Regions from separate parts of the Homo sapiens genome. Here region 2 is linked to region 1. The links are chromatin loops, found by intact Hi-C in ENCODE. Cell type or tissue: PC-3. All regions are shown on one strand.

Region 1 (8,000 bases):
TTTTTCTTATCTTAGTTAAGATGATGGATTTCCTAATATTGAACAGTTCTTGCATTACTGATGTAAAATGCTATTTGGTCATGAGGTATATTAGTTTATATGGAATATGCTACTAGATGTTTGATATGTGTGATATGTGATTCACAATTTTCTATTGGTGACATGCAGCTTTGTATTTATGTAACTTTTATCAGGTCTAGAAAACAGTGCCAAAATCACTGCATAAAAAGCATTGGGAGGCAGGTGCAGTGGCTCACCTTTGTAATCCCAGCACTTTGGGAGGCCGAGGTGGGCAGATCACCTGAGGTCGCCAGTTTGAGATCAGCCCTACCAACATGGAGAAAACCTGTGTCTACTAAAAATACAAAATTAGCTGGGTATGGTGGTGCATGCCTGTAATCCCAGCTACTGGGGAGGCTGAGGCAGGAGGATCACTTGAACTGGGGAGGTGGAGGTTGCGGTGAGCTGAGATGGCACCATTGCACTCCAGCCTGGGTGACGAGTGAATCTCCGTCTCAAAAAAGAAAAGACAAGAAAAAGCATTGGGAAGTTTTCCTTCCTTTGCTGTGATCAGAAACAGTTGTAACAGTGAGATTATCTGGTTGTGAAGGTCAGAAGAATTCCCTGTGAAACAAAATGGGCTAGTTAAGCCGTTAATTACATTTTCTATTTCTCTCATGGGAATTTGTTTAAGATTTCTTTTTCTCCTGAGTCACTTTTGGCTAATTATTCATTTCAAATTTATTTGCATAAAGTCGTTCAAAGTATCATCACTCTAAACATTTTTTCCACTTCAATATTCAGTCCTGTGTTGGTTTCTCATTTTTGGTGTTTCGTTTTCTTGTCACCTTGATTTGGTTAGCTAGAGGTTTGTCTACTTTCTTTTTTCTTTTCCAAGACCAGCTTTTTGTTCATAAGCTTTACTATTTCTTTGTTCTGATTTTTTTTTTTTTTTTTTTTTTTTTTGAGGAGGAGTCTCACTCTGTCTCCCAGGCTGAAGTGCAGTGGTGCTATCTCAGCTCACTGCAACCTCCACCTCCCAGGTTCAATCGATTCTCCTGCCTCAGCTTCCCAAGTAGCTGGGATCACAGGTGTGAGCCACCATGCCCGGCTAATTTTTGTAGTTTTAGCAGAGATGGGGTTTCACCATGTTGGCCAAGCTGGTCTCGAACTCCTGGTCTCAAAGCAGTGTGCCTGCCTCAGCCTCTCAAAGTGCTGAGATTACAGGCATTAGCTGCCACACCCAGCCTTGCTTGTTATTTTGCAACTGTTTCTCCTTTGTTTACTTTAATCTTTTCCTAATTTTGCATTTGATGTTTCTTTTTCATTTTGGATGTAATTTTCTTTGCCTCATTGCTTTAATTGCATCATGGATTCTGATACAAGGTGTTACCATTTTGAACAAATTCTATGGTTGTGGTTTGTATTTGTCCTCTGACCCAAGAGTAATTTAATAGAGTTAGTAACATTTCCAGTAGGGAATTTTTGAGTCTTTAATTTCTAGTTTTACTGTACTGTGATTAGAGAATATGTTTAGATTCTCTCTGCTTTGTGGAATTACTGAAGTTTCCTTTGTGTCTTAATATGTGGCAAGTTTCCATAAACGTTTCAAGGGAGGTTGGAAAGGTGTTTTCTCTGTTATTGAAGCGCAATGCTTGGTATCATATCCATGAGAAACTGAAGGCTTCTAGATAATTTCATTTTGGCCTCTTAACCTGTCTTGGATTCAGAGTGGCAATGTTAACCTTTATGAATGTGTTTTTTTATTCCTACCTATCCTGCAGTTTCCGTTTTTTGAAGACTGCTGTTTTATGTGGTGCATAGATACTCCTGTCATGTCTACATTGGGAATTGCAGCTTCTAGCATTATCAAGTCACTTTCTCATGCATTGTTTTTAAGGCTGATTTCTACCCTGTCACACATCAAGACTGTAACTTGCTTCCTCGTCTAATTTGGCTTCATAGCTTGTACCCCTCCATGCACGTCTTTATGGGTAGCCTTTAGCCTTTCTGAATTTTTGTCTTAGGTGTCCCTCTAGAGTATTGGCAGAGAGTTGGTGGGTTTTGCTTTGTGGTCTGGGGTAGATGGAATGTATTTGTAGTCTATACCCTAGCTATGACTCACTTTATGGCAGGGAACACTTCTCCACCCTCTGACGCTGGGCTGGGCATGGAGCAAAGTGGTCAATGGGATTGTGGTGCACCTGGCGTGAGCAAAGGTGTGCTATGTGCTTGGGGCCAGGCTCATGCTCCTGCACTCCAGCCTATTGCCATGACCAGGACAGGCCTCGACCGGTGGGGTCAGGAGAATGAGGGATATGTGGAGCAGTCCTAGACCCCCTATGGCTCAGACTGACCCAGTTCTAGACCAGGGGAACCCCGTGCATCTGCAGATGGGGGCTGAGAAATCAGTGCTTGTTTCCTGCACACTTTGGGGTTGCCAGAGAACTAGGGTGGCGGTAGCTTATGGATACAAGGTCTTCAAAGACCTTTCTCTTAGCAGGGGAGCTAGGTATACTTGCATTTTGATGTAGCTGGTGTCTTTGGTTTGTTCTGGAAGGTTGTTTGCCGTTGTGAATTCACTATGTGGAGTATGGCGTCCTCGTGTGGCTTTCATTCTGAAGACTGGTCTGTTCCACTCTCCCTTTTTGGCTTGGTTATTTTTTTTTTTCTGTATTTAGGAAGGCTTTATTTTTGTTCTGGAGCTGTATTAGTCAGTGTTCTCCAGAGAAAACTGAACAAATAGGACAAACACACACACTCACACACTCATGAGGGGATTTATTGTGGGAATTGATTGGTTCATGCCCTTCAGGAGGCCAGGAAGCCCCAGGATATGCCAGTGGCAAGCTGGAAAACCGGAAAGCCCATGGTGCAATTCAGTTCGAGTCCAAAGGCCTAAGAACCAGAACAGCTGGTGGTGTCCCTCTCAGTCCCAGGCCACAGGCCTGAGAACCTGGGGGCTTCTGGTTTAAGACATGGGGTCCAGAGGCCCAAGAACCTGGAGTTCTCATACGCAAGGGCAGGAGAAGGTGGATGTCCCAGGTCAAGCATAGAACAAATTTCCCCTCCTTCCTCCTGTTGGTTGTATCTGGGCCTCAGCAGATTGAAGCAGGCTTGCTCACACTGGCGCGGGTGGCCCTCAGTCAGTCCACTGGGTCAAGTGCTCATCTCTTCCAGAACCCCCCCACAGAAACACGAGAAATCACGTTCTCCCTGCTCCCTGGACATCCCTTAGCCTAGTCAAGCTGACTGCTAAAATGAGCCATCACAAGGGCTGCCTTGGTAATAGTGACTTCTGCTAATGCCCACGGTGCCCGCTTTTCCTAACTGGCCTTGTGCTATCATTGAGCACTGTCAGCTGCAATAAAATCACCCGACTCTCACCTGCTAACAGTGCAGCAGCGGATCGGCTGACTGCCTTTCCCTTTCTCTTCCTTCTCTTCCAGTTTTTTGAATGCGTGGGTGCTTTTCTGGGTTTGGTAGTGCAATCATGCCCTCTTGCGCTGCTAAGGTGAATTGCAGTTCCCGTAATAAAAGATACTTTTAGGTGGGCTTGGTGAATCTTTGACAGCATCTCTGTGATGAGGCCCCCCTCTTAGCTGCTTCTTTCTTGCCCTTCATCACCAAAGCTCCCGGACACCCTTGCGAGGTGCTTCTGGCCCGATGGCCTGTCCAAGTGCTTCCTGTAGCTCTTGCTTAGCAGGCTGCCTTTCTCCTCTCAGGGCGGCTCCCTCCTCCTGCTCTGTGCATCGCGCCTCCACAGGGACCACCCATTTCCTCCGGCTGTGCATCCCCCACTGGCTGCCCCTGGCACCCACCCAGGACCTCCACGGGGACCCCCTCATTCCTTTCCGCTGTGTACCCCCCACCCCTGCACCCCCCCCAGGACCTCCACAGGGACCTTCTATCCCCTCCAGCTGTGCACCCCCCCCACCCCACCCAGGACCTCCAAGGGGACCCTCACCTCCTCCAGCTACACATGCCCCCCTGCCCCTGCATCCCACCCAGGACCTCCATGGGGACTCCCCACCCCGTCCATCTGTGCAGCCCCCTGCCCTTGCACCCTACCCAGAACCTCCATGAGGACCCCCTCAATCCCCTCCCACTGTGCATCCTCCCCTGCCCCTGCACCCCCCCACAACCTCCACAGGGACTCCCCACCCTCTCCTGCTGTGCAACCCCCACCCCTGTACCCCCCTGACAACCTCCACAGGGACCCTCCACCCTCTCCCATTGTGCACCCCCCCACCCCTTCACCCCACCCACAACCTCCACAGGGACCCCCACCCTCTCCCACTGTGTACCCCCCTGTACCCCACCCACAACCTCCACAGAGACTCTCCACCCTCTCCCACTGTGCACCCCCCCAACCCCTGCACCCCACGCACAACCTCCACAGGGACTCCCCACCCTCTCCCGCTGTGTACCCCCCTGCCCCTGCATCTCACCGGCAAGTGATTCTACATCAACTCTGCTGCTCTAAGATGTTGATTTTCCCACTGACCTTTAAGTGAATTTTGTGGTTCTTGCTCTTTCCCAAACACAGTGTAGGTCTGACAGCTATAGGTGACTGTTTCTTTGCTTTGGAGACTTGGTCTTGCGCTGTGGCCCAGGCTGGAGTGCAGTGGGGTGATCATGGCTCATGTAGCCTTGACCTCACTGGTTAAAGCAATCCTCCTACCTCAGCCTCCAGAGTAGCTGGGAACACAGGCAGGCACCACCATGCCTGGTTAATGTTTTGATATTGTAGAGATGGAGGTCTCACTATGTTGCTCAGGCTGGGATTACAGGGGTGAGTCACAGCATGTGGCCCCTCCTTGTTCTTTGAAAAGTTCTCAGAGGGTGTGAGAAGAGATTCCAATTCAGGTATTATCCTCTGGTATTTTCATTTTAGAATGTGTTCTTCCCTATTAACTACATAGAAAATGACAAAGTGCTTCAGGTCCTACGTATCAGATTTAATTGGAACACTTTACTGTGGAGGTGGGGGTGGGGTGTGGTTAGGAATAATAGACAAGAAAAGCTTTCCCTGAGGGCCTTGAAAGTCCTGAAGCTCCACGTTAGAAATGAGGGTGGGTGATCTTCACCCCATGCCTACAAGCAGCAGCCGCCAGGTCTTTATCACAGGCCTGCTCTGGGCTGAGCGGTGAGATGGGGTCTCTTGAAAAGTGGGCACTGAACTGAATGCACTGAGCTAAGAGGCATCTCAGGGGATACCTGGCCTCCAGCAGCACCAAAACGGGGTCCATGGTCATCCCAGGGACTCAGCATTGTGGTCGAACCATGGTGTCCCCCTCTCCAGGCTCCAGTCCTCGCCAGAATCACCAACTCTGCCAGAAACTCGATTATTTCTTTCCGTTTGTTCCTTGTTTGCCAACACAACACTGTCTGCATGGCAACACGTTATGGGACATCCGTAAGGTGGAATGTTATGCAGACGTTATAAATTGTCGAGTCTTCCACTGCCTCATCACAGTGGATTAAGGGAAAAAGAATAGCATTTACACACACACACACTGTTACTAAACTGTATTCTGTAGAGTGCACAGGCTGTTGTTCAGAGATTTATTCATATATGCACACCATCTTTTCCAAAGGCTCTAAAAGGTCCAGCAGAAAGAAACGCATTGAACTGCGTGCAATGCATCGTTCCCTAGAGGTGTGTGACCGATGACACTTTCCACGTGGGGCACCAAGCAACACTGACAGTACCGTTTGGGAAGCACTTCAGAGATGTAAACTAGGTGACTGAGAAATATGTATGGAGGGACGGTGGAAGAACAGTTGGCCACATACTCAATTATACGTGATTTGAGGTAGTGAGCTTATGGGGACTTTTTTTTCCTGTTTTTCATCAATCTATTCTCACTACATTTACTACATGTTAAAAGACACTCGACATAAGTTAAAACACAATGTCTAAAAGCCTCTGACCACTGCCCCAATTTTTACTTAACAAGGCATGCCAGCGGGCCCCAGAGCCTTGCCAGCACGGTCCCCACCTCATGTTCTGGGCCCTGATCTCATGTTGCCGCCACATGGTGTCATGCGTTGTAGCACATTTCCTGCTGTGCTCCCAAAGCATTCACTTAGGAAATCCACTTTGTGCTCCATGTTGAGATTACAGTATGTACAAAGACAGACACTGTCTTGACTTTTTGACCTTTACTGTCAAAGGACATGCATGAACAGTAACAAAACAATCAAGGCTGGTACGGCTGGAATGTGAGGGGAATGTGACTGTTGAGGGGCAGGCAGGGGCCATGTGAAGGATGGGATTTCTTTCCTCCTAAGGGCAACAGGAAATCACCGATAGGGCTTTAAGCAGGAGCACCTTAAAAAAATGACTCCATGTCTAGGCAGCTGGGTGTAGTGGCTCACGGCTGTAAAGTCAGCACTCTGGGAGGCCAAGGTGGGAGGATCGCTTGAGCCCAGGAGTTCGAGATCAGCCTGGGCAACATAGACCCCGTCTCTACAACAAAAAACACTATAGTCAGGTATGGTGGTACGCCTCTGTAGTCACAGCTACTCAGGAGGCTGAGGGGGGAGGATCACAGGTGGTCAGGGCTGCAGTGAGCCGTGATTGCCCCACCACACTCCAGCTTTGCCAACAGAGCAAGACCCGTGTGGGGAATAGACAGGGGTCCCCCCAGGAAGGCCAGTGCCAAGGCAGGGAGCTCTAGTCGAGGAGAGAGACATGAGGGCCTGCAGTGGGGTGAGACGTGAAGAGACTCAGATGGATTCCAGAAGAAGCAGGAGGCACAAATCAAGAGTTCGGGGAAAGACGGACAGGACACCAGGGAGAAAGTCACGAGCAACCCCAGGTCCTGGTTTAAATAGGTCAATGGTGATGTCATTCACCAGGACAGGGAACAGAGGAGAGGACCGGGTTTCCGCTGCATGGGGCTATACGGTGAAGAACATGGTCATGGAGGGCTTGCAGGGCTGGGCTGTCAGAAACACCAAGGGGACATGGGTGCCCAGAGTAGAGGTCTGGGCTGGAGATGACATGTGGAAGCCAGGGGCATGGAGAAGGTGGACTGAAACCGTGGGCTTGTGTGAGGGTGCCTCAGGAGAGGGGAAAGGGAGGAAGAGGGCTTGGACTTGACCTAAGCCACACACGAGCTCCGTGGAGGAGGACTGGCCTGCACAGGAGACTGAAGGAGTCTCCAGAGAGCAGAAAGGGCACATGGCCCAGAGGTGCCCGGGAACCAGCATTTCAAGGAGGCAGGCACGAACAGTCACAGCTGCCGAGGGGTCAGGGAAGCTAAACATGTTCCTGGGATTCGGTGGCACAGAAGTCACATGCAGCCAGGGAGGAGGAAGAACCATGATCTCAAGGTCTGAGTCAGGTGTCTCCCAGCCAGACTTAAGTGTTAAGGGAAGTGGGGGGGATGAGCAAACCGGTTTCCATACGTTTTTTAATTATGTCAGTGATCGGTATTCTCAAACACCAGCTGCTGCTGGTGGTGTGACCTGAACCCCTGCCTCTTCCAGCCATCCATTAATTTTCAGATAGATGCATGCCGACAAGCCCAGTCCTGGGGCTGTCACTGGACACACACAGGCGGATCATGCAGCTCACAATCTCAGGGCAGGGGGAGACAAACACAATCCCCAGAAGATCACCGCCTCGGAGCCCTGGCCTAGCTCACCTACCTCCAGCAGCTCCTGGGCTGTAGATCTGCGTAGTAAAAATCAAACCCTGAGGCAGAACCGGGTATTTCAGGGAATTTTTGTACCCAGCTTCTCTTGAAGGGCCCCTGAATAGTCTGTAAAAGGGATGGACGCCCAGTTGCAGAAACAGGCATTGTGCAAGGCACTTGTGTGTGTGCACTGAAATGGCTGGTTTCCTGGTTTCAGTCTAGATGAGCCAGTAGTGGCTATGAATGAGACTGGAAGAGGGGGCCCCTGTGAGAACATCTTTCAATCAGAATGTGCTGTACGGAGGGAGGGCCAGAGTTCATTTTGGTCACCAAAATTAACTTTTTTTTGTT
Region 2 (8,000 bases), 62 kb before region 1:
GGATTATAGGCGTGAACCACTGTGCCTGGCCAGTAACATTTACTTCTGATGGCATTTGTGATGCTTGAATGAAACGTCATCAGTCAAGCAGTCAGCACAGTGCCTGCCACTCAGACAGTGCCTGCTCAGTAGATTATAAGAATAATTGTTCTTATTGCCACTGTTATCACTTGGGGGAAATGACACTGCAGGCTGAGCAAAGGCATGGAGACTTGAGAGTATAAGGCACGATTTGGGGCTGGCATGGATTGTGGAATAGAGATGTGGGGTTTGTAGCAGAAGCTAGAAGAGGTGTCCTTACACCCTGGGGCCATATCACCAACCTTCATCCCTCCTGCAGGTGGAGATGGGGCCCTTTAAACATACAGTGGACGATGGGCTGGACGTGCGGAAGGCGGCCTTTGAATGCATGTATTCACTGCTTGAGAGCTGCCTGGGCCAGCTGGATATCTGTGAGTTCCTGAACCATGTGGAGGACGGGCTGAAGGACCACTACGACATCCGGGTAAGACCAAGCCCCCTGCCAGATCTATGTGCCCCTGTACCAAGGGATAGTCGGGCACCATTGGGGCCATGCTTGTTTGTCCTTGCTCCCTACTCCAGGCACCCAATGAAAATAGCTGCATTGTTGTTTTCTGATAAGAAAAGGAACCTGTGTCTCAAACACCTTTGGTGGGAGTCTACACTGGGCAGGCTCTTTGGAGGATGGTTTCACAGCAACCAGAAAAAAAAAATTGTCCAGGTGTGGTGGCTTATGCCTGTAATCCCAGCACTTTGGGAGGCTGAGGCAGGAGGATGGCTTGAGCCCAGGAGGTTGAGGCTGCAGTGAAACATGATCACACCACTGCACTCCAACCTGGACGACAAAGCGAGACCCTGTCTCAAAAAAAAAAAAAAAATTCCCAGACGAAATTTTTGACCCTGCAGGGCACTTTCAGCTGTGGAATACTAGCAGCATTGAGGAGCGAGCTGCATCTCTTCGTGTTGTGACCTGAAAGAGCTCCAAGCCCCAATGTTGAGTGGCAAGAGCTAGTTCCAGAAGTTAGGACCATTTTCTTAACAGACAGAGTGAGTCTGGGGCTGGTGGAGACGTCGGTTTCTTCAATTTATATCTTTCTATATCATTTTTTTAAATGTTAAAGTTTATTCACATATATGATAGAAATCATTTAATTGTGGCGAAATATTAATAATACAAGTTACTATCTTCAGTAACTTACTATCTGCAGGTGAAGTGTTTTTTTTTTTTTTTTTTTGAGACAGGGTCTTGCACTGTCACTCAGGCTGGAGTGCAGTGGCTTGATCTCAGCTGACTGCAACCTCTGCCTCCCAGGTTCAAGCGATTCTCCTGCCTCAGCCTCCCAAGTAGCTGGGACTACAGGTGCCCACCACCACACTCAGCTAAATTTTTTTTGTATTTTTAGTAGAGACGGGGTTTCACCATATTGGCCAGGCTGGTCTCGAACTCCTGACCTCAAGTAATCTGCCTGCCCTGGCCTCCCAAAGTGCTGGGATTACAGGTGTGAGCCACTGCGCCAGGCTCCATCTTCACTATTTTAAAGTGCACAGCACAGTGGCAGTAAGCACATTCACATTGCGGTGCAGCCGTCACCACTGTCCATCTCAGAACTCTTTTCTCCTTCCCAAACTGAAAACTGCACCCATTCAACACTCTATGAATTTGACTACTCTAGGTTTCTGCCCTTGTAAGTGGAATCATACAGTATTTGTCCTTTTGTGACCAACTTGTTTCACTTAGTCTGATGTCCTCAAGGTTCATCCATGTTGCAGCATGTCAGAATTTCCCAGTGTTGTATGTACAGACCACCAGTTTGTTTACCCATTCATCCATCGCTGGACAAATATTTGGGTGTTCCCAGCTTCTGGCTATTATGAGTAATGCGACTGTGAACCTAGGTGTTCCGATATCCTTTGGAATCCTGCCTTCAGTTCTCTTCACTTTACCCAGAAGTGAAATTGCTGGATCATACGGCAATTCTGTGTTTAATGTCTTAAGGAACTGCTATACTACAACTTTATTTTTAAGTTTTTATTTATTTGTTTGAGATGGAGTCTCACTTTATGGCCCAGGCTGGAGTGCATTGGTGCAATCTTGGCTCACTGCAACCTCCGCCTCCCGGGTTCAAGTGATTCTCCTGCCTCGGCCTCTTGAGTAGCTGGGATTACAGATGTGCACCACCACGCTCGGCTAATTTTTATATGTTTTAGTAGAGACAGGGTTTCGCCATGTTGGCTAGGCTGGTCTTGAACTCCTGACCTCAGGTGACCCACCCACCTCGGCCTCCCAAAGTGTTGGGATTACAGGCATGAGCCACCACGCCCGGCCCCATATTACAACTTTAAAAAATATGTACTGTAAGCGTGAGTCACTTTTTATAAGGAAAAATTAATACAAAGTAATCAAAAGTAACCCATACTTGTTTTAAAAGATTTACACAAGATGAAAGCAAATAAAGAAGCAAGTAATAATCACCCAAAAGCTTCTCCACACCCAGAGAGGCCTGCTGTCTCAGTGTGTTTCTTGGGATGATGCACATAGACCCTCATTCATTAGTCAGCCAGTATTAAGTGAGTGCCAACACGCCAAGGTCAATGTGAGAGGTGGGGTCCCTGTTCTCAAAGCTGTGGAGATGAGTTTATGAGACCTGTTTTCTAGAAATGGGATCACACACATGCTGTTTTTTTCCCCAGCCTTTTAACTTACATTTACTGTATGTTGTTTGCTTTGCTTTTCAATATATATCAGTCCTGTCAACAGCTGCAGGAGTTCCCATTTCTGTTGCACTCACTGCTACACATGTATGTTATTTGCACATTTTCACAATTACAGACAATGCTGCTGTGAACACCCTGGTGCATTACTGTGACCCACGGTGTGATCGGTGGGCTTCTAGGGTGGAGTGCATGTTCCTGCTAAAGCATCCGATGCGCGTGGTGAGGCTGCACCTCCTGCAGCGGGCGTGCCTCTGACCACTCCAGACTTGGAGTTCCTGGGACGCTCCTTCCTGCACTTCCTGTCTGCCTGTCTCCCCCTCGGCTTTATTATTGCTTTAAACTCTTGCTTCCTGCCAACCCCCAAGAAAGAGAAAAGAAGAAACAACATAAGTTCTCTGGGATTCCAGCCCCAAGATCTTGGTTGAGAAAGGGGGTTGGGTTTTCCAGTGTATGCCATGCAAACTAGTGGAAAATGATGGGGCGCACAAAGCTGAACAGGACTTTCCACCACAGGGTTCCGGGAGGCTCCAGACGGGAGGGGTGTACTCAGCTTCCATCATCTGGGTGTGCCTGGTATTAGGCATCTTGTGGGGCTACTGACCCCAGGACACAGAGTGAGGAGTTCTGGGCCAGCCCAAAGCTCCACCTTGTGGGGATTTTTCTCCAGGATCGAGCAAGTCTGTTTCTTCCATCCAGTCTGGCCATATCCTCTCATGCCTGCCCTCCAGGAGCGCAGGACAGGGCCTAGGCACCAGTGCAGCCTTGGAGTCCACTCTGCTGCCACCCCCTGGGGTGAGGAGGGTGGGTGTTACAGCTATAGAGCCCACAGCTTTGCGTCATCAAGTCTTCAAGTGAGCCTTTAGAGAGGGAGTGAACACCGCCCAGTTCACAGGGGAGACGGAATCTTGTCTAGTTCTAGGGCACAGGGTCATGGAGTAGCCAAGAGTCATAGCTCCTGAAGTCCAGCACCGCTGCTCCTTGCTGCCGTGGGCTGGGCCTCCTCCTTTGCTGTGGGGCTTAGGGGTCAGGGTGTGGAGATGGGTAGGGCGTGGGGATTTCAGACAACCAGTCTTTATGGTGTGCAAGGCTTCTTTGTGAGGACTTGACTATTTTCAAAAGACAGGACAATTATTCCCCTACAGGCTGAATCTAGGCCTGCAGCCATGTTTAGTTGTTGTTAAAAGTTTTTGTTTGGTTTTGAAATCAGGTGTCAACATTTAAAAATCGAGACTTTTTTTTTACATGAAAATTGGGATTTCTTTTGAAAACAATCCAGTGGCCCCAAGCTACATGTTTGCACTCCCACCTGGCCACACTCAGCCAGAGCTGCCCCAGCAGCCCCCTTCACTCATCCCCAGCATCTGCCTGACTGGTGGGCATCTGAGCTTGAGAACGACTCCCTCCCTGGTGCTTTTCTGATCCTCCTTGGGTCATCCAAGTGTAGTTGGCAAAGAAAGTGTCACCATTTGAGGAAACAGACCCAGAGAGGGAGAGACTCTGGCAGGACTTCACGGTGGTCTGAACTTGGGCTTCAGGTTTCAGTTGTGGGGCCTCTGCTCTTTCCCAGGGCTGGCTGCTGCTCTTGCTCCTGCACCATTTCACTAAGAACCATCTCCTTCCTCTGGGCAGATGCTGACCTTCATCATGGTTGCCCGGCTGGCCACCCTGTGTCCTGCACCTGTCCTGCAGAGGGTGGACCGACTCATTGAGCCACTAAGGGCCACCTGCACTGCCAAGGTAAGTCCCTGGCCCAGCCCTAGCCCAGGCCCTGGAGCACCTATGGAGTCCTCGGCCAGTCGTTCAGTTACCCTTACTGAGCACTTCCTGCAGTGCAGGTGATGTTGTGAAAGTGCTTCATTTAATCATTGTCATTGCCCTATAAAGTACCTCTTATTATCATTGTATACACAGGGGAACAGAGGCTTTGAGAAGTTGTTATTGGCCAAGGCTACACAGCTAGTAAATTGCAGAGCTGGATTCAGACCCACCTCTGTCTCTCCTTCCATTCATTAAACACTTCCTGGGTGCTGAGCCTCGTGGGAGATACTAAAGATGTAACATTGAGCCTGATAGGTTCCCTACTGTCAATCTCTCACCTCCTTGTTGGGAAGCTGGGTCAGATGACTGGTCTAGGACAAAGCTGCTGCTAGACTGGAGTGCCTGAAGGGTCTGGAGGAGGGATGTGGGGTGCAAGCCCTCATGGAAAGCTGGCGTTGGGAGCAGAGCCTGGCGCACCTACGTGGTACCTAGTAAATACCTGTTGAATGAAAGAATACATTTGGGTTTTTTAAGGATGGGAATCATTACCAAAAGGAGAGCAGTGTTTTAGGTTGGCACTTAAAGAGGAGAGATACCCATAAAGTGGTGATTTTCAAAAATGAAATCTTCTGTGGATAAAACACTAAAATTGGTAGTTTATTCATAGAAACCTGCCTTGTAAGTTTACATTTTTAACATATGCTTATTATTGAGTCCATCCAAAAAAACACTTCTACAGGGCCAGGCCAGTTTTGACAGTCTCTCATTTCTGGTTTTCTCTGAGCTCTATGGCACCAAGAAAAGTCCCAGTTCTTAAGAGGGAGGTATATATGGCACTGCAGTGCCAGAACATTCTTGCAGTAAAGCCGAGGTGGCAAGAGAAGCTCTGCCCTGAGTTTCCACAAGAGCCACTCATCTGGCCACGCGGAGGATGCTGTCTGTTGGGCATTGGGATGAGCATGGGTAAATCCACACCCACAGTCCTTACCCATGACCCTGAAATCTACCAAGCTCTGACAACCAAAAGCTTTTTAGGAACCTGTTTGTCACACAACTTGACTTGAAGTGGCATGAGGCTATGATCTTTAATTCTTACCAATGTACCACTTTTATATAAGGGACTTGATCATCTGAGGATTTTGGCATCCCCTGGGATCCTGGAACCAAACTCCCATGGATACTGAGGGACACCTGTACTACTCACATTACTCATACATGTAGTAGAGTATTCATGTATTTGATTACAGGGTATTGTACAAAACCCCTCGGGAATGTTATCTGCACAGTATTACCTTTCTAAAACCCAAAATGTCTTGGATTCCAAAGCACATCTGGCTCCAGGGGTTTCAGAGAAGGGAGTGTGGACTTGTGTCGTTTAATCCTCTTGGCAACTCTTACGACGAGGCAGCTCTTACTTATAGATGGGGAAATGAGGCTCAAAGATGTAGTTACCTGAAGTCACAGCTCTTGGGGGCAGAGCCATTTGAACACAGGACTCTGCAACTCCAATGCCAAGCTGTTACCCACTGCATTGAATTCTTTAGGAAGAGCCCAGCATAATAAGGAACTTGAACTTTAGTCCATAAGCAGTGGAGGAATTACTGAGCTCCTCTGCCTAGGTAGGAGATGGTGGGGGAAGAGGAAACAGAAACTGCAGGAGGTAGTTTGGGGTGCTTACACTCCGGCTGCATCTGCAAAACTGATTGCGGGGCAGGGACTTGAGTATGGGGAGGAGGCTGCTAGAAGACCATCGCAGTGATCCATTCATTCAGTCTAGTCATATGGTGCTAAGAGCTGGTTTTAAGCACAGCAAATATAGGCTGGATCCCTGCAGTCTGTAGGAGGTAAGTATGGGAACACAGTACTTGCCACTGTCAATTAACAAAAAGCGAGCACTTCAGATTGGCTGCTCAGAGGCCCCTCAGGCTGTACTCAAGCTGATTTGAATGGCAAAGAACCTCTGTGGGGAAACTAGCCAGTGCAAAAGCCCAGAGGTGGAGTTAGGAAATAGCTGGTGAGACAGAAGCCTCAGGAGACCTCGCAGCAGGGATTTATGTTGGGGAAGATGATGGGGCAGAGAGGAAGCCAAAGACCAGTGAGGAGGCAGTGGTGTGGGCCAGGCTCAATAAAGGATGGCTGCTTCTGCTGTTTCCTACTTTAGGTCAAAGCTGGTTCTGTGAAGCAGGAGTTTGAAAAGCAAGATGAACTGAAGCGCTCTGCAATGAGGGCAGTGGCTGCCCTGCTGACCATCCCCGAGGTGGGGAAAAGCCCCATCATGGCCGACTTCTCTTCCCAAATCAGATCCAACCCTGAACTTGCTGCCCTCTTTGAAAGCATCCAGAAGGATTCCGCTTCAGCCCCCAGCACAGACTCAATGGAGCTCAGCTAGTCCCCTCAGCACCAAGGTGGGCCCTCGCTTAAGAGAAAGGAGCCCACCCAAGTCCGAGGCCTCCCCATCCCACCATCGCAGGTCTCTACTTTTGCCCTTCCACCATCTCACTGGGGGCCCTGTCGCTCCTGGTCAGGGCTTACAGTGCCTTCTCCAGGGACCCAACTCAAAGGCCCCCAGCCCAAGCTGTGAGGCTGCCAACAGTTGGGCCCCTTCCTTAACTCAGGACAGTCATCCAAAGAAATAGGGTGAGGAAGTTTTCCAGTGACTTCACACTGTACCCCTCCATAGTCTGTCTGGTTCCTTCAGAGGGTGTCTCTGCCTCACAAACTAGTAGTATTTAGAAATAGGCTGTGCTGTCAGCTGTAAAAGATCAGGAGGCAGCAGACACCACTCTGGTTTCTTCACTGCATTCAGCAATGCCTGAAGTTAGTGCTCAGGCCGGGCATCTCAAAAGAAAAGATACTTGAGTTATTCACATTTTAAAATTCAAAACGGTTCATTTTTAAGTGGCAGTGATGAATCAGAAATTTGGAAGATGATACGGGTTTCTTTTTTCCAGGGAGGAGGAATGGGTTGGGTAGGGAACTGGACAGGCTTGGACCTCATGTTTCATTTCTAATTTCAAAATACTTATTAGCAAATTGGGCAACAATGGGCATCTTCCATGCCACCACCCAGGCATAACCAGTTGGTTTGTTTCCTTCTGAGGAAGGTTTCAAATGTGTCTAGTGTTCAGTATTGAGGACAAAGAAATACAAGTGGCAGGCCCAAGTATTTTCTGTGATATCCCAGGTTAATAAAGATTAGATTCTAAGTTACTTCTTTCCTCTGCACGACTCGTCTCCAATTGTTAATCGAATCGCCTGAACCCAGGAGGCAGAAGTTGCAGGGAGCCAAGATCAAGCCACTGCACTCCAGCCGGGGTGACAGAATGAGTCTCAAAAACAAAATCCCAAAAATGACCAGTTTGCATTATAAATATTTATGACTAGGTTTTGAACAGGAGACAATCTGTAAGATTCCTGTCTAGACTAGAAGTAGAAAAGCTTTATTATACCCAGCGCAGCATTTCTGCTAAGTTGACCAGGATGGTTACAGAAAAACATCCTGTAAG

The links. Peaks named below come from ENCODE experiments on the same cell type or tissue, not always from the same donor. Only the 100,000 strongest peaks of a DNase experiment are listed, where the experiment ranks them.
Region 2: it touches region 1 in a loop (6-fold over the local background); 14 of 110 quality-filtered maps call a loop at or near these places.

Annotation. Positions count from the first base shown.
Region 1 is chr3:12,888,664-12,896,663 of GRCh38, forward strand. The region is part of intron 4 of LOC105376956 (a long non-coding RNA gene); the gene reads left to right. Among named protein-coding and RNA genes, the nearest start is that of LINC02022, 7.5 kb to the left of the region's middle. In PC-3, CTCF peaks have their summits at 2,631 and 3,495; DNase peaks (open chromatin) are centred at 2,128 and 3,468; H3K4me3 peaks cover 359 bases.
Region 2 is chr3:12,827,100-12,835,099 of GRCh38, forward strand. It overlaps CAND2 (cullin associated and neddylation dissociated 2 (putative)), which reads left to right. Exons shown (of 15, transcript NM_001162499.2): 13 at 341-505; 14 at 4,366-4,473; 15 at 6,656-7,704. The coding sequence ends at 6,883. RPL32 (ribosomal protein L32) reads right to left here. Exons shown (of 4, transcript NM_000994.4): 4 at 7,386-8,000. Among named protein-coding and RNA genes, the nearest start is that of SNORA7A, 9.4 kb to the right of the region's middle. RefSeq lists an enhancer at 3,024-3,972. In PC-3, CTCF peaks have their summits at 3,384 (motif pointing left), 3,660 and 3,866; DNase peaks (open chromatin) are centred at 1,862, 2,542, 3,042 and 3,342; H3K4me3 peaks cover 1,782 bases; H3K27ac peaks cover 3,349 bases.